Regions from separate parts of the Homo sapiens genome. Here region 1 is linked to region 2. The links are chromatin loops, found by intact Hi-C in ENCODE. Cell type or tissue: endothelial cell of umbilical vein. All regions are shown on one strand. Each heading gives the region's core, and the rest is flanking DNA. Links, peaks and the distances in the headings are about the cores only.

What was found. Peaks named below come from ENCODE experiments on the same cell type or tissue, not always from the same donor. Only the 100,000 strongest peaks of a DNase experiment are listed, where the experiment ranks them.
Region 1: it touches region 2 in a loop (4-fold over the local background); 1 of 110 quality-filtered maps calls a loop at or near these places.

The regions. Positions count from the first base shown.
Region 1 is chr5:171,082,937-171,099,563 of GRCh38, reverse strand. The region is part of intron 14 of RANBP17 (RAN binding protein 17); the gene reads right to left. Among named protein-coding and RNA genes, the nearest start is that of TLX3, 220 kb to the left of the region's middle. RefSeq lists an enhancer at 9,848-10,415. In endothelial cell of umbilical vein, for the core only: no CTCF peak of the experiment used is centred there; a DNase peak (open chromatin) is centred at 7,183; H3K27ac peaks cover 1,081 bases.
Region 2 is chr5:171,147,497-171,164,123 of GRCh38, reverse strand. The region is part of intron 14 of RANBP17 (RAN binding protein 17); the gene reads right to left. Among named protein-coding and RNA genes, the nearest start is that of TLX3, 150 kb to the left of the region's middle. In endothelial cell of umbilical vein, for the core only: no CTCF peak of the experiment used is centred there; DNase peaks (open chromatin) are centred at 8,293 and 9,443; H3K27ac peaks cover 343 bases.

The DNA.
Region 1 (16,627 bases), core at 4,880-9,879, 64 kb after region 2:
GTTAAATTATCTTTGTTTGCAGATGACATGATTGTATATTTAGAAAACCCCAACATCTCAGCCCAAAATCTCCTTAAGCCAAAAAGCAACGTCAACAAAGTCTCAGGATATAAAATCAACGTGCGAAAATCACGAGCATTCCTATACACCAATATCAGCCAAATCATGAGCAAACTCCCATTCACAATTGCTCCAAAGAGAATAAAATACCTAGGAATACAACTTACAAGGGATGTGAAGGACCTCTTCAAGGAGAACTACAAACCACTGCTCAAGGAAATAAGAGACAACACAAAAAAATGGAAAAACATCCCATGCTCATGGATAGGAAGAACCAATATTGTGAAAATGACCATACTGCCCAAAGTAATTTATAGATTCAATGTTATTCCCATCAAACTACCATTGACTTTCTTCACAGAATTAGGAAACAACTACTTTAAATTTCATATGGAACCAAAAAAGAGCCCGTATAGCCATGACAATCCTAAGCAAAAAGAACAAAGCTGGAGGCATCATGCTACCTGACTTCAAACTATACTGCAAGGCTACTGTAACCAAAACAGGATGGTACTGGTACCAAAACAGATATATAGACCAAATGGAACAGAACAGAGCCCTCAGAAATAACACATCTACAACCATCTGATTTTTAACAAACCTGCCAAAAACAAGCAATGGGGAAAGAATTCCCTATTTAAGAAACGGGGTTGCAGAAAACTGAAACTGGACCCCTTCCTTACACCTTATACAAAAATTAACTCAAGATGGATTAAAGATTTAAACATAAGACCTAAAAGCATAAAAACCCTAGAAGAAAACCTAGGCAATACCATTCAGGACACAGGCATGGGTGATAACTTCATGACTAAAACACCAAAAGCAATTGCAACAAAAGCCAAAATTGACAAATGGGATTTAATTAAACTAAAGAGCTTCTGCACAGCAAAAGAAACTATCATCAGAGTGAACAGGCAACCTACAGAATGGGAGAAAATTTTTGCAATCTATCCATCTGACAAAGGGCTAATATCCAGAATCTACAAAGAACTTAAACAAATTTACAAGAAAAAAATGAACAACGCTATCAAAAAATGGGCAAAGGATATGAACAGACACTTCTCAAAAGAAGAAATTTATGTGGCCAACAAATATATGAAAAACAGCTCATCATTGCTGGTCATTAGAGAAATTCAAATCAAAACCACAATGAGATACCATCTCATGCCAGTTAGAATGGCCATCATTACAAAGTCATGAAACAACAGATGCTGGAGAGGATGTGAAAAAATAGAAACGCTTTTATAATGTTAGTGAGAGTGTAAATTAATTCAACCATTGTGGAAGACAGTGTGGCAATTCCTCAAGGATCTAGAATCAGAAATACCATTTGACCCAGCAATCCTATTACTGGGTATATACCCAAAGGATTATAAATCATTCTAGTATAAGGACACATGCATACGTATGTTTATTGCAGCACTATTCACAATAGCAGAGACTTGGAACCAACCCAAATGCCCATCAATGATAGACTGGATAAAGCAAATGTGGCACATATACACCATGGAATACTATTCAGCCATAAAAAAGGATGAGTTCATATCCTTTGCAGGGACATGGATGAAGCTGGAAACCATCATTCTCAGCAAACTAACACAGAAACAGAAAACCAAACACCACATGTTCTCACTCATAAGTGGGAGGTGAAAAATGAGAACACATGGACACAGGGAGGGGAACATCACACACTGGGGCCTGTTGGGGAGTGTGGGGCAAGGGGAGGGATAGCATTAGAAGAAATACCTAATGTAGATGACTGGTTGATGGGTGCAGCAAACCACCATGGCACATGTATACCTATGTAATAAACCTACATGTTCTGCACATGTATCCCAGAACTTAAAGTATAATAATAATAATAATAATAATAATAATAATAATAATAATAATAAAAAGACTACATACAGGTTAAGGTTTTGCCGCTTAGTAGCTATGGGACTATTGATAGACTTAATTTCTTAGACACCCATTTCATTTTCTCTAAAATGAGGACAATAATTTACAGACTTGTTTACTCATTCACTGTGTATCTAACTGTATACACTTATTAAACGTACAGTTAATTAGAGAGATTACATAGATGAAGACCCAAAGCTGTGCTCCAAGGAGCTTATGGTCTAACAGCCCTTTCTGAAGATTAAATTACATATTAACATCTAGAATTTGATACATAAGAAGCACTCAGTGACCACTATTTGCTTTCCAACTTCTCCTGTGTTTTCTCAATGAGATTATTAGATGAAAAATTATAGGGATATGGTATTCTAAATTTTTATAAATCTAACAGATACCTTGACTAAAGGAAGGGACAAGCTAAAGAGAGACACTAAAAATGGAGGTAACATGACTCAAATTTCTTCCCTCCACTACTTACTCATAGCCTGGAACAATTTCTGCATTAGATTTAGAAAATCGAGGGAAAATTCTTACAACCTCCTTGAAGAAGAAATAAAATCTTTTTGTAAAACATAAGTATAAAAAACACAAATTCAAGAATCACAAACTTTAGTTACATGGTCACAATCAACACTGAATAACTTCAACCAAAACCATTATAATCCTTCTTGTACTAAAGATGATTTTCTTAAAGTTCTACCATATACTTACAATTTTCTCTAAGATCTTAGAAACATCCCTCCACCCCTTCTTCACAGAGTTTTGTTGTTGTTGTTGATAAAGTAGGCTTTAAAGTACATACCAGATCTTCAGAAAAGTTAATAAGAACCAGCTCCTTCTTTACATACAGATATAAAAAATTCAGGCCCTATCCTGGTTACATTATTATTTCCCTAAATTTATTCTTTCTCTGTAAGTTTCAACATTTCCCCCAAATTCTCAAAGTCAAGCTAATTTGTAATTTATTATCCTAATCTTTTTCTCTTACCCTTTGGTAGGCAGTATCTCTTTAGATCTACTGTGTATTACAGTTGTTTTAAAAATCAGTCTTTGCCAACAACAATCAAATTTGCACATTTTATTCCTTCTATGAAGATGTGCTACCTAAATATTTACTGCCTATGTAGCAAATGAATTCAACATTCTTACAAAGCATTTCTCCTCGGATTTCCTCTCACTTCACTTCTATCACCAATAACATATTCAATTCAATGACTTCATTAGTGACTTTTGCTTCAAATCCTTTTTGGAAGACAGACAACAATAAGTTAATAAGTATGATATGGCAACACAGTCTCTTTCCTTAAAGGATTACTTGGTCACTAACACTTTAAAATCATGAAGTATATAATGCTTTGATGATAGACACATTATTTTTATATGTGTTTCACATTACAGTTGACCTTTCAATAATGCAGGTTTGAACTGTGCGGGTCCACTTATATGCAGATATTTGTCAATAAAAGTTACATCAAATGTGCCTGCCACTTCTTCCTCCCCTTCCACCTTCTCGGCTTACTCCTTCTGCCTCTGTCACCTCTGAGACACTAAGACCAGCCCCTTCCCCTCCTCCAGCATCCTTGACATGAAGATGATGAGAATAAAGACCTTTGTGATGACCCACTTCCTCTAAATGAATAGTAAATATATTTTCTCTTCATGATTTTTCCCCTACCTTCCTTTATTTTAAGGGCATACATAGTACAAATACATACAACACTAAAATGTGTGTTAATTGTTCATTTTACTGGTAAGGCTTTCAGTCAACAGTAGGTTATTAGCAGGTAAGTTTTTGGGGAGTCTAAAGTTACGCTCAGATTTTTGACTGTGTGGGTGTGTCGGGGGGGTGTCAGTTCCCCTAACTCCTGTGTTGTTCAAGGGTGAACTATATTTCATCTGATCTTTATACAATCCACGGAAATAGAAAGCTCAGTTAATATGTCCATTTTGTACTGAAGAAAACTAAGGCCCAGAAAGCTTACAACCTTCCAAAGCTCACTGGACTACTATAACCATTCTGAATTTCCATTCATTTGTTTATCAGCATCAACAATGGAGTTCCTTTGGTAGGCTATAAATCTAATACAAGATTGAAAGAACTGTCCTTTCTTTTTATTTGATTTCTTTACCGTAGCCAGTAATGTCCTACATAAGTTCAACTCCAAGATAATAAAATAGAAAAGACTGACAACAGCCATATAAAGTCTATAGCCTATTTCTGTACCTGTTGTGATCCTCTCTTCTCCACAAACCAGTCTAAACATGATTAAAGTTGTCACAACAAGTACATCAAAGGATAGAGAGTAAAGACAAAAATATAGAGTAAAATAATATAAGATGGCATTACGAACTCTTCAGTGAGAGTGTATTTAGAATAAAATCTTAAAACTATCAGGAAAAAGTAAAATTAAATCAAATCATCACAAGTCTCTTAGTCCGTTTTCTGTTGCTATAACAGAATATCACAGACTAGTTAAGTTATAAAGAAAAGAAATTTATTTGGCTCACAGTTCTGGAGGCTGGCAAGTCCAAGAATATGGTACCAGCATCTGACAAGGGCCTCTGTGCTATGTTATAACATGTTGGAATAGCAAGCAAACACAGAGGGACCAAGAGAGAGGCACCAGGGATTGGACTTACTTTATTCAACCCAATCACCTCTTATTAGATCCCACCTCCTAACACTATTGCATTGGGATGAAGTTTCAAACACACAAACTTTGGGGGAACAAAGTCAAACCACAGCCAACAGGGAAAAGGAAAAAAGTAGGGACAGAATACTGAAAACTTGCCAATATGAATACATTAAGACTGGCAATTAGATAGCACAAAATGAACGCATTCCTCTTGGGAAAACTGCAGATACTACCATATAGCAAGATTAGCCAGACAGCAAACTCTTCCATAATTCCTTTACACGAAGAGAACGTACTTCTGAAAGATCAGAAGTAATGTTAGAAGACAAGCTTAGGTGGGAATAGTAAAAAGTTAAGAGCATTTCTACTTTCAGATGCATAGAGAGCTTCTATTGTTATTTAAAGGATGTGTTTCTAAGCAACAGGAAAATATTGCGAAGAGGATCCTCAAAGGACAAACCCACCTTAAATACACAGATCATTATATAAAAATAACAATGATAATAATGAGAAAAATTAAGGTTCAATTTATAGGAGCATTTTCAAAATGCCAGGCACTGGGCATTTTACTGACATAATCATCAATCTTCATAACTTTGCAACACAAATAGTATTGGCCTTATTTTTACTAAAGAAAATGTACTCTTAGAGTTGAGCTCATCTAGTGACTTGCCTAAGGCATTAAACCTCTCATCATGCAACACACACAATTAAAACACACACTAGTTGGCTGCCACCATTAGACCCTACCCCAATCTGATGACTGTTATCTTCCATTGAATAAAAAAGCACAAGGCCTCACAAAAGAGTTAGTTGGTGCTTTCATTCTTGGTCTGTTTCAGAACCTGAGTCTCCTTTTTAGGTAGGCATGTTTCCACAGAGCTAACAAATAACAAGATATACTGCATGCTGGTAAACTGTACTTTCAAGGAAACAAACTTCACTCCTTTACCACAGCTCTTCCTACCTAATGATTATTTTAAAAACTATGCACTCTTTAAAGTAAAATAACATTAGCTACCATTTATGGGGCAACTTACCAGGAGCCAGGCACTGTGTTCAGTATTTTACATTCATTACCTCAATTAATGGGAATCCAGGTCTATCTAATTACAAAGCCAGGGATCTTTCCAACTCATCATCTTGGCTCATATCCAGCTTTGATTTAGTCTGCATTACTCTATTGCCCAAAGCACTAAATTAGACTGATGCAGATAAAGGATTACTGCTATAAGTGAAAAAGTGTGTGATACATACATACTTAATCTGATTACTTTGCCAGACTGCATAAAACTAAACTGAAAATAACCAATAAATTTCTGTAGTCATTAAAAAATACAGAACTGTTTAGAGGTCATGAAAATTATACCAGTGATTGTGACTATATTTGTCTTTTGTCTCTGAAAATATAACAGTGACAATTGGCAGGTGCTTTTCCAGAAGCTTCCCTCTTACATAAGCTACCACATACAACGGGTTCTTGATTGTTTTTCTGGTAGAGAGGAATCATTACAAAGAAACTGATTTTTTTTTCATTAACAACTCAGCTATTATATCGTGTGTGATTCCTTATAATCATCAACTTAGTAAATGTAACTGATTGTCGTATATGTGCTAAGTAGTAGTAAACAGTGGAGGGACATAAATAAATAAAGTAGAGCTTTTAACCTCAAGTAGCTTACAGTCCACAAGAAACAAGATCATATATAAAACCTGTCCGTGATATGTATAAAAATGTCTATTTTTTTTTTTTGGGGGGAGACTGAGTTCCACTGCTATTGTCCAGTCTGGAGTGCAACGGTGTGATCCTGGCTCACTGGAACCTCTACCTCCTGGGTTCAAGCAATTCTCCGGCCTTAGCCTCCCAAGTAGCTGGGATTATGGGCTTAATAACAAATTTGGGGCACTAAAGCACAGCTGTGAGGACTTAGATGCTGGTAGAAAATTGGAGTGGCAGGAATTTGACTTTACAATACACTTGTCTTCCCACAAATTCACAGGCAGTGGCATAGACATTAAATATAGATGAGTGCTTTCCATAATATGCAACACAAACCAAACTAAATATTAGTGGACATCCATTAAATGCCGACTACAGAGTTTAAGGACTAGAGATCAAAGGTGAATAACAATTCTTCTCAGAACATAAGAAGCTCCTTGTAGTGCACAGGACAGGTTTCTTCATTACTATGGGGTGAATAACAACTGTGTTTCCTAGATTTTATTAGAAGCTGGAAGGACTTCATCAGAATGATCATGTCACTATCATATGAAAAAGATCTCTTAGGAAAAATAAGAATAGGTGACAAATACCATTAAGCTCTCCTGGTTGATAATTTCTCCAGATAGATAGAACCTTAGCAATAATCCAGTGTCAGCCCTCATTTTATAAATAAGACTTTAACAGGGTAAGGTCACCCAGGTAACTGGAGGCATAGTCTTATACCGGGTTTGTCCTAATGGTTGCAAGAGAAGTTTCAGTAGATCCTCTTTGTCTTAGTATATTATGCTGACACTATTATGAAAGGTGACTATATATTAGGGAAGTAAATATAACACAGAGCGTCACTCACAAACTGGGAACATTTTTGTTGTATGAGTCACTGCAACAGAATTTCTTTTTGTAGTCATAGATCAGTTTGGCCAAGTATTCTTAGATCTGTAACATAACTTGAAGTATCATTCAATATATTATTAGGGGTTCACTAAATGCCAAATGGTAACCATAAGAATTAGATATCAAAGGCAAATAAGAATTCTCAGAAAGGAAATTTTTTTCCTTTGTTTTACTGCAATTTCTTAAGTATTAAATCACATTTTCCTATTGACTTCAATAAATTTAAAGCATATCCTTGGGTTACTAGAATGAACCATTAAAGATCACTTCATCAAAATAAAATATTTAAACATAAAAACCTATAGTACAGTTGTCCCTCAGTGTATTCTGGGGATTGGTTCCAGGATCCCTCACATATACCAAAATCCGTGCATATTCCAGTCCTGCAGTTGGCCCTGTGGAACCTGCATATATGAAAAGCTGGTGTATTAGTCTGTTTTCATGCTATTGATAAAGACATACCCAAGACTGGGCGATTTACAAAAGAAAGAAGTTTACTGGACTTACAGTTCCATGTGGCTGAGGAGGCCTCACAATCATGGTGAAAGGTGAAAGGCAAGCCTCACATGGTAGCAGGCAAGAGAGGAACTTGTGTAAGGAAACTCCCCTTATAATACCATCAGATCTCATGAGACTTATTCGCTATCATGAGAACAGCATGGGAAAGATCTGCCCAATGATTCAGTTACCTCCCACCAGGTCCCTCCCACAACACATGGGAATTCAAGATGAGATTTGGGTGGGGACACAGCCAAACCATATCATTCCACTCCTGGCCCCTCCCAAATCTCATGTCCTTACATTTCAAAACCAATCATGCCTTCCCAACAGTCCCCCAAAGTCTTAACTCATTTCAACATTAACTCAAAAGCCCACAGTCCAAAGTCTCATCCAAGAGGAGACAAGACCCTTCTGCCTATGAGCCTGTAAAATCAAAAGCAAGTTAGTTATTTCCTAGACACAATGGGGGTACAGGCATTGGATAAATACAGCCGTTCCAAATGGGGGAAACTGGACAAAACAAACGGGCTAAACGCCCCATGCAAATCTGAAATCCAGTGAGGAAGTAAAATCTTAGAGCTCCAAAATGATCTCCTTTGACTTCATGTCTCACATCCAGGCCATGATGATGCAAGAAGTGGGTTCCCATGGTCTCGGGCAGCTCCACCTCTGTGGCTTTGCAGGGTACAGACTCCCTCCTGGCTGCTTTCATGGGCTGGCATTGAATGTCTGCAGATTTTCCAGATGCACAGTGCAAGCTGTTGGTGGTTCTACCATTCTAGGGTATGGAGGATGGTGGCCCTCTTCTCACAGCTCCACTAGGCAATGTTCCAGAAGGGACTCTGTGAGGGAGCTCTGACCCCACATTTCCCTTCTGCACTGCCCTAGCAGAGGTTCTCCATGAGGGCCTCGCCCCTGCAGCAAAATTTTACCTGGGCATCCAGATGTTTCCGTACATCTTTTGAGGTCTAGGCAGAGGTACTCAAACTTCAATTCTTGACTTCTGTGCACCCGCAGGCTCAACACTATGTGGAAGTCGCCAAGGCTTGGGGCTTCCACCCTCTGAAGCAACAGCCCGGGCTGTACCTTGGGCCCTTTTAATCACAGCTGGAGTGACTGGGACACAGGGCACCAAGTCCCTAGACTGCACAGAGCAGAGGGACCCTGGGCCCTGCCCATGAAACCATTTTTTTTTTTCTCCTAAACCTCTGGGCTTGATGAGAGCAGCTGCTGCAAAGTTCTCTGACATGACCTGGAGACATTTTCCCCATTGTCTTAGTGGTTAACATTCGGCTCCTCCTTACTTCTGCAGCCAGCTTGAATTTCTTCTCAGAAAATGGGATATTCTTTTCTAACACATTGTCAGGCTGCAAATTTTCCAAACTTTTATGCTCTGTTTCCCTTTTAAAACTGAATGCCTTTAACAGCACCCAAGTCACCTCTTGAATGCTTTGCTGTTTAGAAATTTATTCTGCCAGATAGCCTAAATCATCTCTCTCGAATTCAAATTCCACAAATCTCTAGGGCAGGGTCAAAATGCTGGCAGTCTCTTTGCTAAAACATAACAAGAGTCACCTTTGCTCCAGTTCCCAACAAGTTCCTCATCTCCATCTGAGACCACCTCAGCCTGGATTTCACTGTCCATATCATTATCAGCATTTTGGTCAAAGCCATTCAACAAGTCTCTAGGGAGTTCCAAACTCTTCCACATTTTCCTATCTTCTTCTGAGCCCTCAAAACTGTTTCAGTCTCTGCCTGTTACCCAGTTGCAAAGTTGCTTCCATATTTTCGGGTCTCTTTTCAGCAGTGCCCCACTCTCCTGGTACCCATTTACTATACTGGTCCATTTTCACATTGCTGATAAAGACATAACCACGAAGATGGCCGAACAGGAACAGCTCCGGTCTACAGCTCCCAGTGTGAGCGACGCAGAAGACGGGTGATTTCTGCATTTCCATCTGAGGTACCGGGTGCATCTCACTAGGGAGTGCCAGACAGTGGGCGCAGGCCAGTGGGTGCACGCACCGTGCGCGAGCCTAAGCAGGGCGAGGCATTGCCTCACCTGGGAAGTGCAAGGGGTCAGGGAGTTCCCTTTCCGAGTCAAAGAAAGGGGTGACGAACGCACCTGGAAAATCGGGTCACTCCCACCCGAATATTGCGCTTTTCAGACCGGCTTAAAAAACGGCGCACCACGAGATTATATCCCACACCTGGCTCGGAGGGTCCTACGCCCACGGAATCTCACTGATTGCTAGCACAGCAGTCTGAGATCAAACTGCAAGGCAGCAGCGAGGCCGGGGGAGGGGCGCCCGCCATTGCCCAGGCTTGCTTAGGTAAACAAAGCAGCCGGGAAGCTCGAGCTGGGTGGAGCCCACCACAGCTCAAGGAGGCCTGCCTGCCTCTGTAGGCTCCACCTCTGGGGGCAGGGCACAGACAAACAAAAAGACAGCAGTAACCTCTGCAAACTTAAATGTCCCTGTCTGACAGCTTTGAAGAGAGCAGTGGTTCTCCCAGCACGCAGCTGGAGATCTGAGAACGGGCAGACTGCCTCCTCAAGTGGGTCCCTGACCCGTGACCCCCGAGCAGCCTAACTGGGAGGCCCCCCCCAGCAGGGGCACACTGACACCTCACACTGCAGGGTATTCCAACAGACCTGCAGCTGAGGGTCCTGTCTGTTAGAAGGAAAACAAACAGAAAGGACATCCACACCGAAAACCCATCTGTACATCACCATCATCAAAGACCAAAAGTAGATAAAACCACAAAGATGGGGAAAAAACAGAGCAGAAAAACTGGAAACTCTAAAACGCAGAGCACCTCTCCTCCTCCAAAGGAACGCAGTTCCTCACCAGCAACGGAACAAAGCTGGATGGAGAATGACTTTGACGAGCTGAGAGAAGAAGGCTTCAGACGATCAAATTACTCTGAGCTACAGGAGGACATTCAAACCAAAGGCAAAGAAGTTGAAAACTTTGAAAAAAATTTAGATGAATGTATAACTAGAATAACCAATAAAGAGAAGTACTTAAAGGAGCTGATGGAGCTGAAAACCAAGGCTCGAGAACTACGTGAAGAATGCAGAAGCCTCAGGAGCCGATGCGATCAACTGGAAGAAAGGGTATCAGTGATGGAAGATGAAATGAACGAAATCAAGCGAGAAGGGAAGTTTAGAGAAAAAAGAATAAAAAGAAAGGAGCAAAGCCTCCAAGAAATATGGGACTATGTGAAAAGACCAAATCTACGTCTGATTGGTGTACCTGAAAGTGACGGGGAGAATGGAAACAAGTTGGAAAACACTCTGCAGGATATTATCCAGGAGAACTTCCCCAATCTAGCAAGGCAGGCCAACATTCAGATTCAGGAAATACAGAGAATGCCACAAAGATACTCCTCGAGAAGAGCAACTCCAAGACACATAATTGTCACATCCTCCAAGGTTGAAATGCAGAAAAAAATGTTAAGGGCAGCCAGAGAGAAAGGTCATGTTACTTACAAAGGGAAGCCCACCAAACCAACAGCGAATCTCTCTGCAGAAACCCTATAAGCCAGAAGAGTGGGGGCCAATATTCAACATTCTTAAAGAAAAGAATTTTCAACCCAGAATTTCATATCCAGCCAAACTAAGCTTCATAAGTGAAGGAGAAATAAAATACTTTACAGACAAGCAAATGCTGACCGATTTTGTCACCACCAGGCCTGCCCTAAAAGAGCTCCTGAAGGAAGCACTAAACATGGAAAGGAACAACCGGTACCAGCCGCTGCAAAATCATGCCAAAATGTCAAGACCATCGAGACTAGGAAGAAACTGCATCAACTAACGAGCAAAATCACCAGCTAACATCATAATGACAGGATCAAATTCACACATAACAATATTAACTTTAAATATAAATGGACTAAATTCTCCAATTAAAAGACACAGACTGGCAAATTGGATAAAGAGTCAAGATCCATCAGTGTGCTGTATTCAGGAAACCCATCTCACATGCAGAGACACACATAGGCTCAAAATAAAAGGATGGAGGAAGATCTACCAAGCAAATGGAAAACAAAAAAAGGCAGGGGTTGCAATCCTAGTCTCTGATAAAACAGACTTTAAACCAACAAAGATCAAAAGAGACAAAGAAGGCCATTACATAATGGTAAAGGGATCAATTCAACAAGAAGAGCTAACTATCCTAAATATATATGCACCCAATACGGGAGCACCCAGATTCATAAAGCAAGTCCTGAGTGACCTACAAAGAGACTTAGACTCCCACACATTAATAATGGGAGACTTTAACACCCCACTGTCAACATTAGACAGATCAACAAGACAGAAAGTCAACAAGGATATCCAGGAATTGAACTCAGCTCTGCACCAAGCAGACCTAATAGACATCTACACTACTCTCCACCCCAAATCAACAGAATATACATTTTTTTCAGCACCACACCACACCTATTCCAAAATTGACCACATAGCTGGAAGTAAAGCTCTCCTCAGCAAATGTAAAAGAACAGAAATTATAACAAACTATCTCTCAGACCACAGTGCAATCAAACTAGAACTCAGGATTAAGAATCCCACTCAAAGCTGCACAACTACATGGAAACTGAACAACCTGCTCCTGAATGACTACTGGGTACATAACGAAATGAAGGCAGAAATAAAGATGTTCTTTGAAACCAATGAGAACAAAGACACAACATACCAGAATCTCTGGGACGCATTCAAAGCAGTGTGTAGAGGGAAATTTATAGCACTAAATGCCCACAAGAGAAAGCAGGAAAGATCCAAAATTGACACCCTAACATCACAATTAAAAGAACTAGAAAAGCAAGAGCAAACACATTCAAAAGCTAGCAGAAGGCAAGAAATAACTAAAATCAGAGCAGAACTGAAGGAAATAGAGACACAAAAAACCCTTCAAAAAATCAATGAATCCAGGAGCTGGTTTTTTGAAAGGATCAACAAAATTGATAGACCGCTAGCAAGACTAATGAAGAAAAAAAGAGAGAAGAATCAAATAGACACAATAAAAAATGATAAAGGGGATATCACCACCGATCCCACAGAAATACAAACTACCATCAGGGAATACTACAAACACCTCTACGCAAATAAACTAGAAAATCTAGAAGAAATGGATAAATTCCTCGACACATACACTCTCCCAAGACTAAACCAGGAAGAAGTTGAATCTGTGAATAGACCAATAACAGGAGCTGAAATTGTGGCAATAATCAATAGTTTACCAACCAAAAAGAGTCCAGGACCAGATGGATTCACAGCCGAATTCTACCAGAGGTACAAGGAGGAACTGGTACCATTCCTTCTGAAACTATTCCAATCAATAGAAAAAGAGGGAATCCTCCCTAACTCATTTTATGAGGCCAGCATCATTCTGATACCAAAGCCTGGCAGAGACACAACCAAAAAGAGAATTTTAGACCAATATCCTTGATGAACATTGATACAAAAATCCTCAATAAAATACTGGCAAACCGAATCCAGCAGCACATCAAAACGCTTATCCACCATGATCAAGTGGGCTTCATCCCTGGGATGCAAGGCTGGTTCAATATACGCAAATCAATAAATGTAATCCAGCATATAAACAGAGCCAAAGACAAAAACCACATGATTATCTCAACAGATGTAGAAAAAGCCTTTGACAAAATTCAACAACCCTTCATGCTAAAAACTCTCAATAAATTAGGTATTGATGGGACGTATCTCAAAATAGTAAGAGCTATCTATGACAAACCCACAGCCAATATCATACTGAATGGGCAAAAACTGGAAGCATTCCCTTTGAAAACTGGCACAAGACAGGGATGCCCTCTCTCACCACTCCTATTCAACATAGTGTTGGAAGTTCTGGCCAGGGCAATTAGGCAGGAGAAGGAAATAAAGGGTATTCAATTAGGAAAAGAGGAAGTCAAATTGTCCCTGTTTGCAGATGACATGATTGTATATCTAGAAAACCCCATTGTCTCAGCCCAAAATCTCCTTAAGCTGATAAGCAACTTCAGCAAAGTCTCAGGATACAAAATCAATGTACAAAAATCACAAGCATTCTTATACACCAACAACAGACAAACAGAGAGCCAAATCATGAGTGAACTCCCATTCACAATTGCTTCAAAGAGAATAAAATACCTAGGAATCCAACTTACAAGGGATGTGAAGGACCTCTTCAAGGAGAACTACAAACCACTGCTCAAGGAAATAAAAGAGGATACAAACAAATGGAAGAACATTCCATGCTCATGGGTAGGAAGAATCAATATCGTGAAAATGGCCATACTGCCCAAGGTAATTTACAGATTCAATGCCATCCCCATCAAGCTACCAATGACTTTCTTCACAGAATTGGAAAAAACTACTTTAAAGTTCATATGGAACCAAAAAAGAGCCTGCATTGCCAAGTCAATCCTAAGCCAAAAGAACAAAGCTAGAGGCATCACACTCCCTGACTTCAAACTACACTACAAGGCTACAGTAACCAAAACAGCATGGTACTGGTACCAAAACAGAGATATAGATCAATGGAACAGAACAGAGCCCTCAGAAATAACGCTGCATATCTACAACTATCTGATCTTTGACAAACCTGAGAAAAACAAGAAATGGGGAAAGGATTCCCTATTTAATAAATGGTGCTGGGAAAACTGGCTAGCCATATGTAGGAAGCTGAAACTGGATCCCTTCCTTACACCTTATACAAAAATCAATTCAAGATGGATTAAAGATTTAAACGTTAGACCTAAAACCATAAAAACCCTAGAAGAAAACCTAGGCATTACCATTCAGGACATAGGCATGGGCAAGGACTTCATGTCCAAAACACCAAAAGCAATGGCAACAAAAGCCAAAATTGACAAATGGGATCTAATTAAACTAAAGAGCTTCTGCACAGCAAAAGAAACCACCATCAGAGTGAACAGGCAACCTACAAAATGGGAGAAAATTTTCGCAACCTACTCATCTGACAAAGGGCTAATATCCAGAATCTACAATGAACTCAAACAAATTTACAAGAAAAAAACAAACAACCCCATCAAAAAGTGGGCGAAGGACATGAACAGACACTTCTCAAAAGAAGACATTTATGCAGCCAAAAAACACATGAAAAAATGCTCATCATCACTGGCCATCAGAGAAATGCAAATCAAAACCACAATGAGATACCATCTCACACCAGTTAGAATGGCAATCATTAAAAAGTCAGGAAACAACAGGTGCTGGAGAGGATGTGGAGAAATAGGAACACTTTTACACTGTTGGTGGGACTGTGAACTAGTTCAACCATTGTGCAAGTCAGTGTGGCGATTCCTCAGGGATCTAGAACTAGAAATATCATTTGACCCAGCCATCCCATTACTGGGTATATACCCAAAGGACTATAAATCATGCTGCTATAAAGACACATGCACACATATGTTTATTGTGGCACTATTCAAAATAGCAAAGACTTGGAACCAACCCAAATGTCCAACAATGATAGACTGGATTAAGAAAATGTGGCACATATACACCATGGAATACTATGCAGCCATAAAAAATGATGAGTTCATGTCCTTTGTAGGGACATGGATGGAATTGGAAATCATCATTCTCAGTAAACTATCGCAAGAACAAAAAAACAAACACTGCATATTCTCACTCATAGGTGGGAATTGAACTATGAGAACACATGGACACAGGAAGGGGAATATCACACTCTGGGGACTGTGGTGGGGTCGGGGGAGGGGGGAGGGATAGCATTGGGAGATATACCTAATGCTAGATGACGAGTTAGTGGGTGCAGCGCACCAGCATGGCACATGTATACATATGTAACTAACCTGCACAATGTGCACATGTACCCTAAAACTTAAAGTATAATTAAAAAAAAAAAAGACATAACCACAACTGGGCAATTTACAAAAGAATGAGGTTTATTGGACTTACAGTTCCAAGTGGCTGGGGAGGCCTTACGATCATGGCAAAAGGTGAAAGGCACGTCTCACATGGCAGCAGGCAAGAGAGGAGCTTATGTAAGGAAACTCCCCCTTATAATATCATCAGATGTTGTGAGACTTATTTGCTATCATGAGAACAGCATGGGAAAGACCTGCCCCATGATTCACTTACCTCCCACTGGGTTCCTCCCACAACATGTGGGAATTCAAGATGAGATTTGGATGGGGACACAGCCACACCATATCAGCTGGCCCTCCACATATATAGGTTTTGCATTACATTAATAATGTATTTTTCCATCCTTGACTGAACAGAGAAAAAATAATGTAGAAGTTGACATGCACAGTTCAAACTTGTGTTGTTCAAGGGTCAACTGTAATTGTCTTAGTTCAGGCTGCTGTAACAGAATACCATAGACCAGGTGGCTTAGAAACAACAGAAATTTATTTCTCACAGCTCTGAAGATTGGAAGTCCAATATAAGGATGCCAGCATAGTCAGGTCTGGTGAGGGCCCTCTTCTGGGTTGCAGACTACCAATTTTTCATTCTCTCCTTACATGGTGGAAGGAGTGGGCTAGCTTTTTGGCATCTTTTTATAAGGGCACTTATGTCTTTCATGAAGGTTCCACTCTCATGTCTTAATTACCTCTTAAAGGTCCCACCTCCAAATACCATCATATTGGGATTAGATTTCAACATATGAATGTTGAGGGCACACAAATATGCAGTCCATGACAGTAACCAATGCAAAATGTAAATGCAAAGTAACTAGGGAATTCCTTTGATATTTACCAAGAAGATTAAAAGTTCAAAGTCAAACAAGAAAAGAAAATGAATTAAATTGAATACTTTATTCTGAAAAGCCGTCTTTCATTTGTTCAATTTATAATCCCTGTTGGGGAGCTGACTGTCTTTTAAAAATGGACATGTTTACTTGATAGGAGAGGCAACTACGATTTT
Region 2 (16,627 bases), core at 5,917-10,916:
CTCAAAAGCACCACATGAAACAAATTAAAAAGAACAACGAATCTCTCATTCTGTGCAAATAAGAAAATAAGAGAAAACACTGGTTCTATAGGTTTTCAAAAGAGTTTTTATAATGAATTAAGATTTTGGATAATGAATCTTCAGAAAATTATAGTAAGTTAATACCCTTAGGCCTTCTATAAGTGTTTAAGATGCTATAACTTCTCAAAGAGCTTTAGTGCATTGTTTAAGCAGGCTCAATGCAGAAAATTAACAGTGCAGTAGAAGTCAACAACAAAGTATTTTGCCATTGGATGACAAACCTTCTCTGAACCAATTTATTCTCAAAAACATATCAGGTAATACAAAAGTGATACCACAAAAGATCCCCCAAATATTACTGTGAATTTTCAAGTATTGTTTCAATCTATTGGAATGACTTATTAATGAAGGTTTTTAACTGGTTCTAAATTGGTAAAACAAAACCTGTCACTGGAAAGGATCCAATATAATGAAAGCATTAGTGTTCCTTAGGAAGAGAATTTAGGAACACAGTATGAAATCACTTACTATGAATAAGAAATCAATTTTCATATTTTTGTTTTAGGCTTCAAGTGCCTTTGAGGTCAATTCAGTGCTTTCTATAAGAAAGACCTCATCAATGTGAAAGGCATTAGTAGAGGAGGGAGGAGGAGAGGTGTAAGAAAGAATAGAGCATTTAATGACTTGGATCTAAACCATTTGGAACTAAAGGTACTTAGCTCTTTCATTAACATTTGAAGCAGGATAAAATATGATAATCACAATTAACTTATCACCATAACAAGAGAATTAATGGTACAAACATCATTGCTGTATATTAAATACACAAACTTAGTGACACTGAATAGATCCACATTAATCCTGGGTGACTAATTTTTCCATATCGTTTCAAATAACATCACTAAATATAAGCCTGAAATTAGACAGAAAAATCTTTTGCCAGAATTTGATTTTAAAACCATAATTTATGTTGGAAATCAAGTGGTAAAAGGTGAATAATCCTGCTTGCCTCATTCAGTTGAATAAGGAACAGCATCTGATAAAGAAAAACTGGTTATGGAAGTATAAAATACATCTGAATGTTAAACATTTATTTCAATTAGAATATCTGAACCCACCATCTGTGGTGGCCATCTTGCTAAGGGCACATGTACCTAACAAATCTCTTAAGAGGCATTCCCAGTCTGCTTGAATAAGCTATTGTATAAGAAAACTTGGAGTGACCACTTTGGCCTCACATTTCCTTCGCTCCACATCCTGTGGCACAAAGCATGAACTCAGCAGGCTGGGGTGCAGGGCTGCCTGCTGCCTTGTGATAATCCCCTCTCCCAGTAGGGGCCTCCACTGATGCATGGCTAAGAACATGCTTCCTCTTTTGCTTGCACCCCAGTGGGGTTTCCATTTCTAACTTGGGCCCAAATCCAGACTGCTAAGGAAGGTGGAAAAGTCAGAAAGCTCCAGATGCTGTCAGAGATATTTCTGAGTCAGTTTCTAAACAATAATTTATTAGAAAGAGTACAGGTATAATGTGAAAACCAGCAAGGCTGGTAATTTTGGAGAGATTCTTTTCCTCCCACCCCCAAGCAGATCTAGGGTCTAACTACCACCTGTTCAACAGAAGCTGGCTGTTTGCCTTACTTTCCTTCAGGGAGCCACTGACTAAGGATCTCCACCAGCATGAACCTAATGCCTCCCGACAGGCCTTCCCTAGCCAAGAGGGACCTGGGTTGAGTGCACCAGTTACTGGTCACAGGATATGCAGTCCACAGAAAGACTCCTGTGGTGCAACCAGCTGAAAGCCAACCAGAGAAAATGGAGAGTGTACATTTGTCCTGACACAGCTTTGCTCCTGTTGGCTGCCAATTCACTCCATGTCTGGGGCCAAGCTTCTGTTAAACTAGTCTTCTATGGATAAAGCCATGGTAAAGCCCTGGGTAAATATATTATCTCCCCAAGCCCATTCAAAAAGAAGCTAACTATGGCTATGGCACCAGATGCTTGGGAAGAAGGCTTAATTTTAGTAGAGGATTTTGGGACCATGGTTTGAAAGAGCATTTCAGACAGTTAAAGGAATATTTATAATTCTTTGCAATAGCAAGTTTATAAGATGACGATTAAATTTTAGGGCAAAGAAGCTGATGCTGGATGAAGTTTGTGAGAGGGTGATAGCAGAGGTGGGGAACTGGGAAGTAAAATATTTTGTTTAATCCCCCGTACCTCCTAAAGGTGTCAGCCAGAAACACATTCTGACACAAGGGATACATGTGCTCTAGACACTGTTCAATAACAGATGCTATTCAATGTAGCCAAATAAAACTTTCTTAAGTATTAATAACTGATTATAATTGGTTACTCAGCAATGTTAGCATCAAGAAATCTAGGATGCTTTTGTACTATGCAACCACATTAAATATAGGCTTTGCAGCTAATACTGCTTATTAGTGGACTACTAAACCTTTGGCTATAAAATATGAACATTGTAGAATTATATAATGCATAAAAAGGGAATGAAGACAATGCATGCCTACACTTAATCATTGTATGCATATGCCTGTTTTACTAATTAGAATCTGAGGCTGTAGTGAGACAAGCATAAAGATTGCTGGTCCACCATCATAACCAGCAACCCAACTCACCTTAACTATTTTCCAAGCCTTCTCTGGAACTCTGGGTACATCACTCCTCAGGCGTACAACCTAAAAAGCACAAAGTTTAGGGACCTGCCACCTGGCACCAGAAATAAGAGCAAAAGGCCTCCCCAATCTCAAATAAAAGGAGAAAGTGGCTGACAATCTTTGTGGTTGTTACTTATGATATTCTTGGGACTTTGATTTTATTCTGGAGCCCATGAGCAGAGACATGGTGAAGTCCTGTTCAAATTCTGGATGTGGTTATATGAATGACAATGGGATTGCTTCAGTGAGATAATTCCAGAAACCAGTTACTAAAAGCTAGCCCTAAAAAAGAATAAATCATAAATAATATTTGACAGAATGATTTTTAAGAATCTCAGCCGGGCGCGGTGGCTCACGCCTGTAATCCCAGCACTTTAGGAGGCCGAGATGGGTGGATCACCTGAGTTCCAGACTAGCCTGGCCAACAAGGTGAAACCCTGCTTCTACTTCTACTAAAAATACAAAAAATTAGCAGGGCGTGGTGGCACGCGCCTGTAATCTCAGCAACTTGGGAGGCTGAGGCAGGAGAATCACTTGAACCCAGGAGGCAGAGGTTGCAGTGAGCTGAGACTGCTCCATTGCATTCTAGCCTGGGCGACAAGAGTGAGACTTCATCTCAAAAAAAAAACCAAAAAGAATCTCTTAGTACTGTTTCCCATGAAGCACTTTCATTATAGAAGTGTGGCAACTGAGGCTAATGACTTAAGCAGGCAAAGTAACCTTCTGATTGGCAAAAGTACATCTTTTAACTAGGGTTACAAAGTATAATATCACAAAATAGGAGGTAATCTAGTGAAGTGGTTAGGAATAGATTCTGAAGCCCAAGACTAGTGAGATTCTGCCACTTACTAAGTAATTTTGAGCAAGTTGCTTACCCTTTAAACCTTAGTTTCCTCAAATATAAAAAGGATGAGAGTAGTACCTAATCTGTGGAATTTTTGAGATTAAAATGGTTAATTTATGTGAAGGACCTATAACAGTCCTGGTATACAGTAAAATTTTCATAAGTATTACCTATTATTTTTATTGGAATGTCTCTTTTCTTTGTGCTTTATCTGGACTAGATACTAGAAAACAGATATATGTTCTAAGTGGGTATGTGAGTAGCTTTAGTAGTAGTTAGAGGGGAGAGGGTCTTAATGAAAGGTAACATAACTTCTAATATTAAATAATGGGTCTAGTCTTTGAGTCTTGCAAAGAAATAAAGTAGTAAGAAAAGTGATAGAAAAAAAGTCAGGAGAAAAACAGAATGATCTGTGGTATTTGGTGTTATTTTATCTCAAGAACTTATCTGCATCACCTATATTGCCAGATTCAAAGCTTTCATCCTCATTTTTTGAGTCAATACAAGTTCCTGCTTCCTATCTCCAAGGTAAGTTTTCAACTCACTGAGTAAGTAGATGATCACTGTGTCCAATAAGTTATCAAAGTTTTCCCCATTCAGATCAATAGGTCCATCCAATTGTCCAAATTTTCTTCTTTTTTCTTTTTTTTTTTTTTTTTTTTTTTTGAGATGGAGTCTCACTCTGTCGCCCAGGCTGGAGTGGCATGATCCTGGCTCACCGCAAGCTCTGCCTCCCGGGTTCACATCATTCTCCCGCCTCAGCCTCCCGAGTAGCTGGGACCACAGGCGACTGCCACCACGCCCAGCTAAGTTTTTGTATTTTTTTAGTAGAGACGAGGATTCACCGTGTTAGCCAGGATGGTCTTGATCTCCTGACCTCGTGATCCACCTGCCTCAGCCTCCCAAAGTGCTGGGATTATAGGCGTGAGCCACTGTGCCCGGCCCAAATTTTCTTTACTAAATTAATGTACACAGACACGGGGGTCCAGAACACTATCATTAGTTTAAAATTATTAAGAGTTTTTAGGTGATGGGCTCCCAAGGGGCATTCTCTCACAGTGGGAACAGAAAGGGGCTACCTTTCAGAAATAAATATAATATTACTGATCTCTGACACTAGACTATTGGTTCTAGGTTGCTTCTCCTATTGTAGGACATAAAATATCAAGGATCTAGCTTAGTTCTTTTGTGACTGATGGCGAGCCAGGACTAGACATCCAATCTTCAGTTAAAGAAATGAGTCTTTTCCTTGGGAAGTAAAACAGCTAGTATGGAGATGAAACTTATGATATTGGCATTATCAGTCAACACACTCTGAAACTGATCATTCCTGGACTCATGCCTAAATACATACATAGCCAATGTGATACAGCGAAAAGCAAACTGGGTTCAGAGTAAGATGATCTGGTTGAAACCAAGGGCCTGCCACTAAACAAGCTTTTAATTCTGAAATTGTTTCATATTTCTGCAAAATGATATTCATGTATATTAAACAGAACATTGTTGAGAAGACTAAATGAGAAAATGTAATGAATAATTCAGCAAAGTGGTTAAATGCAAAGCAGAAACCCATTGCAGGTTAGATTAAGGTTGAAGATAAACTGCATTCTCAAGTGATATTTCCTAGATATTTCTCATTCTACATTACCTGAAAATACAGGATTCATAACTTACAACATGGATAATGTTTTAACCCCCAACACCTTAATCTTTAGGAAGGTTAGAGAGTATCATGTGTTAGGCAGCCGCACCTGCTGGAAAGTGTGGTATGACAGCCCATAGCTCATGAATGCAAATGACCAGATAAAAAGGGCAGGTGAGAACTGGCACCAACAAGCATGAAAACATTTCTAATGAGTCAGAAAAGTGGGCCAAGAGGGAGCAAGGAAGGAAGTGACCATGAAAATTGAGAGACAGAAATGGACAATAAATGGTCAAAGGCTTAAGAAAAAAAAAAAAGGTTACAACAAAACTTGAGAATTGCAATTCTCAGCAAATGGAAAGCCACCAGTACTAAGGTGTTTAGCACATTTCAAAATTTTCTATTATGTTATAATTTTTCTTGTTAAAAGTTTCCAACTAAACTTACTGGGCATAGGAGATTTTCCATGGAAATGCATTTCCAATTTTGTAATGGGTGTCAACCAGAAAATGCAATTCACATAGGAGAAACTTGTTTCAAAGCCAACTTGCTTAAACACATCTATTCAGTAAAGCAAGGGATACTGGCGCTGGGGAGCCACGCAAGGCCTAGGGGAAAACAAAATTCCAATAAGTATGCCAAATGTGCTTTTATATTTCAAGACTCCTTCAAAAGAAACATTATGGGGAGATAAAAATTAGGAAAACACTGAACTTAACTAATTTAAAATGTTGAAAAAATATTTTGCATTTATGTTTTATAACCAAGTGCTTTTCTCACATTTGTCCCAAGGCAGCAGATAAAGCACTATATTCACCATTGCTAATACTAGCAATTGGAACATGCTCTTTGGCAAGGCAGAAATAAGATAATTGTTCAACATAGGCTGGCTTTTCAGAAATACTGGAAGCATTGCCTGTAATTATAGACATCTGTCACTGCTAGCCACTCAGTACTAACCCTGACATCAATATACAACCATAGCACTAAACTGCCTGCAGGCATAGCAATGGAGACCAGATACGCTAGGCAGGCAATCATCTGCTTCATCCAAACTATCTGTCAAAGGTTCCCAACCACAAATAGCTCTTACATTTTGTATCCTTAGGATAATATGTTGATTTATTTTAGATTCTCTAATATTTACAGTCTAGACCATCTACTAAAATAAAGAAACAAAACTTATGGCTAATGGATGCAGTTACTGTTCACAGTCATCATAAAAGGTCATAGCTCAACCCTCAAATGTTAAAAATTGATGGCAGCTTTAACCATGCGCTATCATACAGATGTTTCCTTTTGTAGAGGCAATTATTTTCTAAGGCAATTCAATATGGTAAATACAATCTTTCATCAGCAAATATGTTGCCACATTGTTTTAGTAGAAATGCTCATATTTTAAAGCCCTTTTTAAGAAGTAAAGACAAGTTTCAATGTTCATCACTGAAGAGTCCAGATCATCAGTGTGGGTTTAGCTTTACATACAGTACCTTATTTGGCAATCCCTATATAAATGATGTAATATCAAAAACTAGGAAATGGTACTGAAGAATAAAATACTTAGTTAATGAATGAGTCAACTGACATAATCTTGCCGGGTGTAAAACTTACTGAAATATACATGCAGATGTACATTCATATTTTTTATAAGACACACTGTAGCTTTAAACATCACCCTCTGTTTTCTTTTAAACAGCCAGAGAAGCAAGCTGAAAATTATTAGACATTTAGACTAATTAGGAATAAACATTCACAATTATCATAATGTGTTACTAAAAACCCAGATATTTCTTGGTCTGATCACAACAGCCAATGCTGAAGAAAAACTATTAATTACTGACAGACAGTTAGCTTACAAGTGAGCTGCATTTTAAAAACCTCCTTTAAAATACAATTGCTAAATGCCTTACAGTGCTGTAATGTGAGACAGGTTCAAATCTTATTACTTCACTGAAATTAAAACCTAAGTTTTAATACTGTTCAAGTCGAACAATGATTCCACACTTTATTGCTTTTGAAATCCCTTGATGATCATAGGGAAAAATGCCCCGGAGAAAAAAAGACTGTTTTCGATAAACAGAAAATACAGTTTGCACTCTTAGCCTCTTTGTCATCACAAAAAAAGGATTTAATGCCAATTCTTTAAAAAAAGACTTTTTTTCCCACAAAATGTGCACCTTGTGTGCCATTTGTAAAATCAGTTCACTTTCTTTTATTTATTACTGCAGTGCGGCAAGGCAATAAAGAAGCTACCGATAGCTAATAAATTACATGCCTTTTAAAACAATTCTCTTGCTACAAAAACATGTAACTACAAAGGTTTACATTTACATGGTACATCATATGAAATGTCTATATTTGTGTCCTATTAACCATCTTGGCAAATTGTGGACTTTTACCAAATAGCTAATAGGAAAAAAAATATAGTGATCCACACATGTTCACATGACATAAAAGCCGTTCTAGAAAACTACTCATGTATTTGCACTTTACAAAAATACTCCAAAATTTATTTTAAAAACATCTAAATAAATTATTTCACACATCAAAATGGTACTCAAGGATCTTCTAATCAGGATTAAACTTTACTCAATTACTGAGAACTAAGAAAGTACCTTTTTCTTCTAATTTATGTTCCTAGTATCACATAGTCTTTTAAAAATCATAATTTTAGCAGTTACTTAAAATAAATTATATAGAAGGTAAGATCACTGGAATGTAACCCAGAATGTGCCAATTCTGATTCTTAATGAATATAATATAGTACTTGTAGAAAGATATAGAAACTAGGTAATTTCGGAAACATTAAGGAACATCCGCTTATAATCTTTCTTTTGAAAGAATATTATCTTCACATATCCATAAGAATTGCTTTTAAAATCTTAATGAAAGTAAGCTATTTTGTGTCTCTGCTTTGTCTATGTACAAATGAATTCTGAAATAACTATACTCCAATTTACAGGATTAAGTTGTTAAATTAATCAGGGCATTTTCTTAATGCTTTCATGCTCCAATCTTATGATGAGAATGTATTTATGAGGTAGTGTATTGCCTTTTATTATTAATTTCCTCCATTTCCTGTAATAGCTATCATAGCTGTGGCTCTTTTGTGCATGATTCATACTTACAAAATTTCAACTTTGTTAATTATGCATGATGAACAATGCTTCAATGTTCAAAGCACAAACAACTTTGTTTCATTTCATCTTTACTTCAAGATGACAATCCACTATACAAATGAATGAAAATTTTATATTCTGTAGCACTCGATTTCTCCATTCAAATCTACTTTTTCTCTTTTCTTTTAAAATCAGTTTGATTAGGAATTTGTGGGAGTTATCTTTTTTGAAGGGTTCACGGAAATAAGTTTATTTCATTTTCACAGATTATGGAATTAGGGGAATTATTATCATCATAAATCATAATTGTATAACATCAATGTATGTGGAGAACTCTGCTATATTTCATAACTTATTTTTGCTTCTTTTTTAATAGTAAATGCTCATTTGCTGAAATCATCATTGCCTTTTCCCACACTGTAGTTGATATTAAATGATATTATTCTCAAATAGTGATCAAGAAAAATAACTGACAAAATATCCACTTTCTCTATGGCTACTTTCTCTACCTCCTACATCTCATTCATAAAATTTTATTTTAAATCTTTAATTACTTGGATTATCCTCTTTTTGGCTGGGGGAAGGCTAATTGTATTCTCCCTCTTGCATCGCTAAGAATGTACAATCAAAATAGGCACAGCTAGGTATCATTAACTCCATATATATACATATATGTGTATATGTGTGTGTGTGTGTGTGTACATATATATATATATATATATATATATTTTTTTTTTTTTTTTTCTAGATGGAGTATCACTCTGTCGCCCAGGCTGGAGTGCAGTGGCGTGATTTCAGCTCACTGCAACCTCTGCCTCCCGGGTTCAAGCCATTCTCCTGTCTCAGCCTCCCGAGTAGCTGGGATTACAGGTGCCCCGCCACCATGCCCGGCTAATTTTTCGTATTTTTAGTAGAGACAGGGTTTCATTATGTTGGCCAGGCTAGTCTCAAAACGCCTGACCTCAGGTGCTCCACGTGCCTCGGCCTCCCAAAGTGTAGGGATTACAGGCGTGAGCCACTGAGCCCAGCCTAACACAATACTTTAGATGGCAAAATCAAATAGTGGTTAGATTTCTTGAGGTTATACAGTTAAATGGTTTCCCCAACTTCCTGTTTTCACTGTTTGACAATGCTGTTTCTTAGCTGCTAGGGAAAAATATGTATTCACTGACATTTGTTCTAGTAAATCCAAAGTAAACACTATATTAAATGCTATTTCATTCAATATACATAAAATAATCTTGGCTGGGCATAGTAGCTCACACCTGTAATCCCAGCATTTTGGGAGGCCAAGGTGGGCAGATCATTTGAGGTCAGGAGTTCAAGACCAGCTTGGCCAACATGGGGAAACCCCGTCTCTGCTAAAAATACAAAAAAAATTAGCTGGGCATGGTGGCGCATGCCTGTAATCTCAGCTACTCAGGAGGCTGACGCAGGAGAATGGTGTGGACTCGGGAGGCGGAGCTTGCAGTGAGCCGAGATCGTGCCACCGCACTCCAGCCTGGGTGACAAAGCAAGACTCCGTCTCAGAAAAAAACACCTTGACTTGCACATAAAATAATCTTGGCACCTATCAGACAGTGGAAATAGCAGGTAGTTCTTGGTGCCAACTAAGAGGAGTAGGTTAAATTCATTTGTTTTACTAATTATCTTCTTAGAAAAGATGGAATATTCACTTTGTCCTCAACCCCCTTAATTTGGTTAAAAAAAAAAAAAAAAAAAAACTAAAGTGAACTGTTATTTAGATTTCTTGGTCTTGTTTGCAATTTTTATTTATTTATTTATTTATTTTTTTGAGATGGAGTTTTGCTCTTGTTGCCCAGGCTGGAGTGCAGTGGCGTGATCTTGGCTCACTGCAACCTCCGCCTCCTTGGTTCAAGAGATTCTCCTGCCTCACCCTCCCGAGTAGCTGGGATTACAGGTATGTGCCACCATGCCTGGCTAATTTTGTATTTTTAGTAGAGATGGGGTTTCTCCAAGTTGGTCAGGCTGGTCTTGAACTCCCGACCTCAGGTGATCCGCCTGAAGATTACAGGCATGAGCCACTGCACTCAGCCTGTTTGCAATCTTGAATGGAAAAGTGGAAAACATGAAGCTGAACACTTCTGTTCTCTTTTTGCACTAATATGCAACTCTTGGTCCTATCTTACTTCCCTGTGTATGTTATATGCAGAAGTGAATGACACTAAAAGAAACCCAAGCACCCCCTGGGTGTCAGTCTTCCCCTGTCTTCCCCAAGATTTCATCAGTTATCTTCCAATATGTTCCCAGTATTCTGCATATCAGTCATGGGCCTCATTACATTGAACAATGATTACCTATTAACTTTGTGTTCTCCACCAGTCTGTGATGGCAGGAATATCTTTCCCTAGGCAATAGTGTGTCCCACTGTTTAGCATATAATAAACAGATTTGTAATGATAAGTATTTGTATAATAAATGAAACAAAAAAAAGAGTGCCACTAATCTAGCCAAAAATAACATTCTTACAGACTCTGTATAAATCTTTTTCTAATGTACAATTCTTGAAAACTAAACACTGGCTGGTTCCAACCCACTGTTTCTTAATAAGATGCTGCTCTAATTAACAACACCTACTTCAGAAATATGACTAGGATCAGAATAAAATTTCTCTCCTTCTGTCACCATAAAGTCTGACCATCTCACTCTAATCAATATCCAATCAATCAATGAGAAAATAGGTGATAATCTAGCACTGTCCTAGTTGTATGACAGATACAAGATATGTATAGACACTGCCCCTTTCCTCAAGAATCTCAAACCTTGCTAAGAAAATAAGGACACAGAGCATAAAATGCTTTAGGAGCAAGATCAGGAATTACACTTCATCATTTAATGGATTTAGAGTTAGAAGGACCTAAGGTCAAATCTTGTGAATGCCACTTCCTACCTATGTACTCTTAGTTGAGTTACTCTACTATAGAAATGAGGTTAATGACACCTTCGTCATAAGATTATTTTGAGACTTATTAAGATATAATGCACATAGAAGGTTTATCATCATAGTGACTGGTGTATAATAAACAATAAATGAGTGCGAGCATTGCCATTATTAAGTTTTAACAGCAAATATGATCCAGGTATGAGTTTGTATGAGTGTGGGCAGAAGGAGGAAGAGAACAGTATGATCCAAGTTAAAAATGGGAGTCAGCATGACAGAAGGGAGCTGTGGAAACCAAAAACTGGACAGTAGATGGAGCTAGATTATGGAGAACCTTAAAAGCCAGAGTACTGGCTTGATGTCATGAGCAACAGGGAGATTTCTAAGTGGGAAGAACCCTAGGACAAGAGTGACGTTTAAGATTTGTCTGACTACATTGTGCATGATAGTTCAGAGTCAGAGGGGTAAAGCTTGTATCTTTTTGGGGCCCTTTTTTTTTTTTTTGAGATAGAGTCTCGTTCTGTCGCCCAGACTGGAGTGCAATAGCGATCTCAGCTCACTGCAACCTCCGCCTCCCGGGTTCAAGCGATTCTCTACCTCAGCCTCCCGAGTAGCTGGGATTGCAGGCATGTGCCACCATGCCTGGCTAATTTTTTACTTTTTTTTTTTTAGTAGAGATGAAGTTTCACCATGTTGGCCAGGCTGGTCTCGAACTCCTGACCTCAAGTGATCCTCCTGCCTCGGACTCCCAAAGTGCTGGGATTACAGGCGTGAGTGAGCTACTGTGCCCAGCTTCTGGGGCCCTTTATTGCCTCTGTTACCATGTGTTCTTTCTCCTCGATATTCTGAGTTTCATGGACATCTTACTCTGGTTTCTCACTTTCTAATTATTTATTTTCAGTTAGAAATTTCTATTCTTCACATTCTTGAATTGAAACTGCCCTCCGCCCTCATATACCCAGTTCCTTGGGGGAGTTCATCTGCTCCCAAGAGTTCAATTAAATATATACCAAAATGACCCTAAATCCACAGTTCTGAATGCAGAAAAACCAGCCCTCTCTGGTTTAGTTGTATTACTGAAGAAAGGTAGTTAGGTTTGGCAATTGAAAAGAAATGTCAAGGTGGCAAAATGGCAACAATTTTGGCTCTTTTTCCTTGGTTCGAGAAAGGCTAGGAACTTGAAGGAGGCGATTACCACTGCTAGGTTAATTATATAAGAATGCCATCCATCAGCTCAATGGCTCACCTAGTTCATAACTGTCTCTCATTAAGGCTTCAATGAACTACCTTCCACCAATGACCATTAACCTCACAGGGTTAGAAATGTAGCCCAGATATTTATATCTTTTCATAATAACTTGTTGAGAATCTTTAATTCATGAACTTATTAAGCCTATTTATATTTTTAATTTGTGCCATTGCTTGGGAGAAGTTCTGTAAATTTTATTATTGACCAGAGAAAGTGGAATTGCTTCTTATTTTCCCTGAAATTAACATATATTTAAGGCGACTCTTGAATTTAAATATTTCAGAAATTTTCAAGTCCTGCCAATATCCTAACTAAAAAACCAAAAACCTGATCTTGCCTTTCAAGTGTTTAAATTCCTAGGCCAAAGAGGCCTGACTCTTTCATAATATTGATTTCGGTGGTCTTTATGTGAGCTTTGCTCTAGAAAAGTGAAATATAAATATGGATTATATCTATTAACACCATGCCTTTAAATCATTTGAACTGAACCTCCACTTATAGCATCTTTAAGGTCTATTTTGCACAGATCACATTTCTGGGTAGTGACAAAGGTCAAAAAAATGTTAACATAGCCATTCTATTCTGACTATTATCTTGAAAGGTTACTAGAGGCCCCAGTAGACAGATATAAACTTTAAGGAAAAAGCAAATTCTCTGCTGGAATTTTTTACAGAGACCTCAACTAGTTCATTTTCTTTTTAAAGTAAAAGCATTTTTGAAAAACCTTGCAAAACACAAAAGCAGCGGACCAAGTTCCAACAGTGTTCCTCAATGACAAAAGGAACAAAACGTCTGCAGACAATTAGAAAAGAGCTAGGAATTTAACAAACCAAATGAAGTGTGTTCACTTCTAACTAAACAAAATGCACCACCTCTGACTCCTTATGCAGAAACTTTGGATCACAGAATCATCTCTTGGGTATGACAGAATTTTTGAAAAGCAATGTAAAAACCAGAGTTCAAATCTCCAGTCACAAATGTGAGCATGAACAATTTCCTCAACTTCTTAAAGAATCATTTTCTTCATCTATAAAATGAGGACAATAATATCTACCTTGCAAGGCTGTAGAGAAGAGTTGTGATAATGTGGACAAAATGCCTAGCATAGTATCTGGTGCAAAAAGGTATTTATAAATACTATATATTTTTATTGAGAATATCACTTGCATATCATCTAGTAGGTAAGCTTATAAAAAATTAGTACCTTTCATCAAATTGTGTAATGCTTTTTTCTTTCTTTTTTTAATGAGAGGGGACATATAAATTAATATTTACATTCTATCATTACGAATCTGTTATTAGTGTTATCACACTATGGCCAAGTACCTATTTAGACAATTTAAACTTTGATTTCTAAGAATAAGTAATTGGGAAGGGAGAAAAACATTTTAATTATATAATATTTAACACATTGCACCTAAATTAAAAAGTAATTATTCTCTGGAGGATTAAATGGGAATACCCTAAAAACACAAAGTTTTTAAAGAGTGGTATAGATTCCCAGCTTACTGTGAAAAATTCCCAACTACTTTCAAAGATTTTAACAACTCCAAAATGGCTGACAGTAGGTAAACAGAATATAAAAACAGATGGTTCAGACAATCTGAATACAAGAAAAGCAGGTGTTTAGCAAAACAGAAGCATTTGCCAGTTTGCCAATGCTGCTGGTTCCTGCTTCAACACTCTGCTTGCCTCCCCCTACCCCCACATCTGTTCACTAGTACTTACGTGATACATTAAATTGACACAGAGGATGAAGACTAACAACCTGCAAACCAAGAGTCTACAGAGGAGATCGCTGTTATTTTAAAATAGGATTTCCTCTTCTTTGAGGTTTCTCTCACTATTTTAATCTTAGAAAGGTGGAAAAATGTGTCTTTCTTCACAAGTAAGACACGTTCCATAGATTTAAGAGAATTATTTTCAAAAGAGCACAATAAAGAGATATTAAGGCCTGGCTTACAAAACACATTAATATAGATAGATGCAAACTAATTCAAAGTGTAAACCATGTCTGCAGAGTATACTCTATATTGCTCAAGTACAATAAACAAAGAAAGTACCATAAATTAGCTTCTGGACACTGTAAGAAAGCAATCATAGCGTGTCTTTACCAGATGTGTAATGAAACTATGCATTTCTCACAAAATCTTTCACTTTTGTTTTGCCTCTGAACAAACTAATCTAGGGACTTAAGGGAGATTATGATATAATTTAGAAGGAGGCTGATACAGTAAGTGAAATACGGTAAGTGAAAAGAATAAAATTAACAGTCATGTGTTGAGAGAACCCAAGATAGGAAACAGTTCTCCTGTTTAGATATTTTTATTTGTGTGATATGGGATTTTGGGGAGAAAATATATATAACTATGTGGACTTCAGTGGACACATGAAAAATGAGCATAGCTCAGAGCTCAGTAAAAAATGGAACAGTAAAAAAGATCCATGGTATCTCCAAAAGAGGTTAGGGATGCTAACAGTGGATGTTGGTAGATATCAAATGAGGAAAGGGGCCTTTGTACAGTGGCCAGGGAAGTTGAGGTGATTTTATAGAATGGGTGAAGACAGTAGGTAAAGTTAGATAGCTTGTACGTGGTAGCTACAGAACCTATGGTTAGGTTTACTTTACCAGCAATCAGCCTCTTGGTTGACTATTCTAGTTTTTACCACATCACTTGTACTGAAGTTTCAGGGACAGGGATGATGACGATAATATGAACAGCTATCGTTTACTGAGTGCTCATTATGGGCAAGCACTATGCTAAGCACTTTATATACTTTATCTCATTTAATCAACATGGTAAGTCTATGAAGCAGGTAGACATTAATATCACAATTTTACCACTGAAGAAATCACATTAATATCACACCAATCACATTAACATCACAATTTACCACAAAAGAAATTGAGACCCAGAGAAGTTATGTGTCTATTGAGTCACATATCTGTACGTGACAGGGCTGGGACTTAAACCCAAGTCAGAATAATGTCAAAGCCCATACTCTTAACCAATTACTTTATATATATGATCATGAAATGTTCTCTCTCTCTCTCTATATATATATATATATCAATACAGATATATAGACAAGTACCTCAATACTAGACAGGATTAAACTATACACTATTTACAAGTATCTGATAGCATCAAATGTGGTTTCATATTCATTTATACTATCAAAAATTCGTACTTTAAATGGGGTTTTCCATATAATATTGAGGTTCTATTAATTAAAGTCATTTAATATCTGAGATTAAAAATTTTTTTTTTAAATTTATTTTTTTATTGATAATTCTTGGGTGTTTCTCACAGAGGGGGATTTGGCAGGGTCATGGGACAATAGTGGAGGGAAGGTCAGCAGACAAACAAGTGAACAAAGGTCTCTGGTTTTCCTAGGCAGAGGAACCTGCGGCCTTCCGCAGTGTTTGTGTCCTGATTACTTGAGATTAGGGATTGGTGATGACTCTTAACGAGCATGCTGCCTTCAAGCATCTGTTTAACAAAGCACATCTTGCACCGCCCTTAATCCATTTAACCCTGAGTGGACACAGCACATGTTTCAGAGAGCACAGGGTTGGGGGTAAGGTCACAGATCAACAGGATCCCAAGGCAGAAGAATTTTTCTTAGTGCAGAACAAAATGAAAAGTCTCCCATGTCTACTTCTTTCTACACAGACACGGCAACCATCCGATTTCTCAATCTTTTGCCCACCTTTCCCGCCTTTCTATTCCACAAAACCGCCATTGTCATCATGGCCCGTTCTCAATGAGCTGTTGGGCACACCTCCCAGACGGGGTGGTGGCCGGGCAGAGGGGCTCCTCACTTCCCAGTAAGGGCGGCCGGGCAGAGGCACCCCTCACGTCCCGGACGGGGCGGCTGGCCGGGCGGGGGGCTGACCCCCCCACCTGAGATTAAAAATTTTACCTTTCTTTAGCTGCTTAGAAAAGATGATTATGGCCAGGTGCGGTGGCTCATGCCTGTAATCTCAGTACTTTGGGAGGCTGAAGTGGGTGGATCATGAAGTCAGGAGTTCAAGACTAGCCTGGCCAAAATGGTGAAACCCCATCTCTACCAAAAATACAAAAATTAGCTGGGCTTGGTGGCGGGTGCCTGTAATCCCAGCTACTCGGAAGGCTGAGGCAGGAGAATTGCTTGAACCTGGGAGGTGGAGG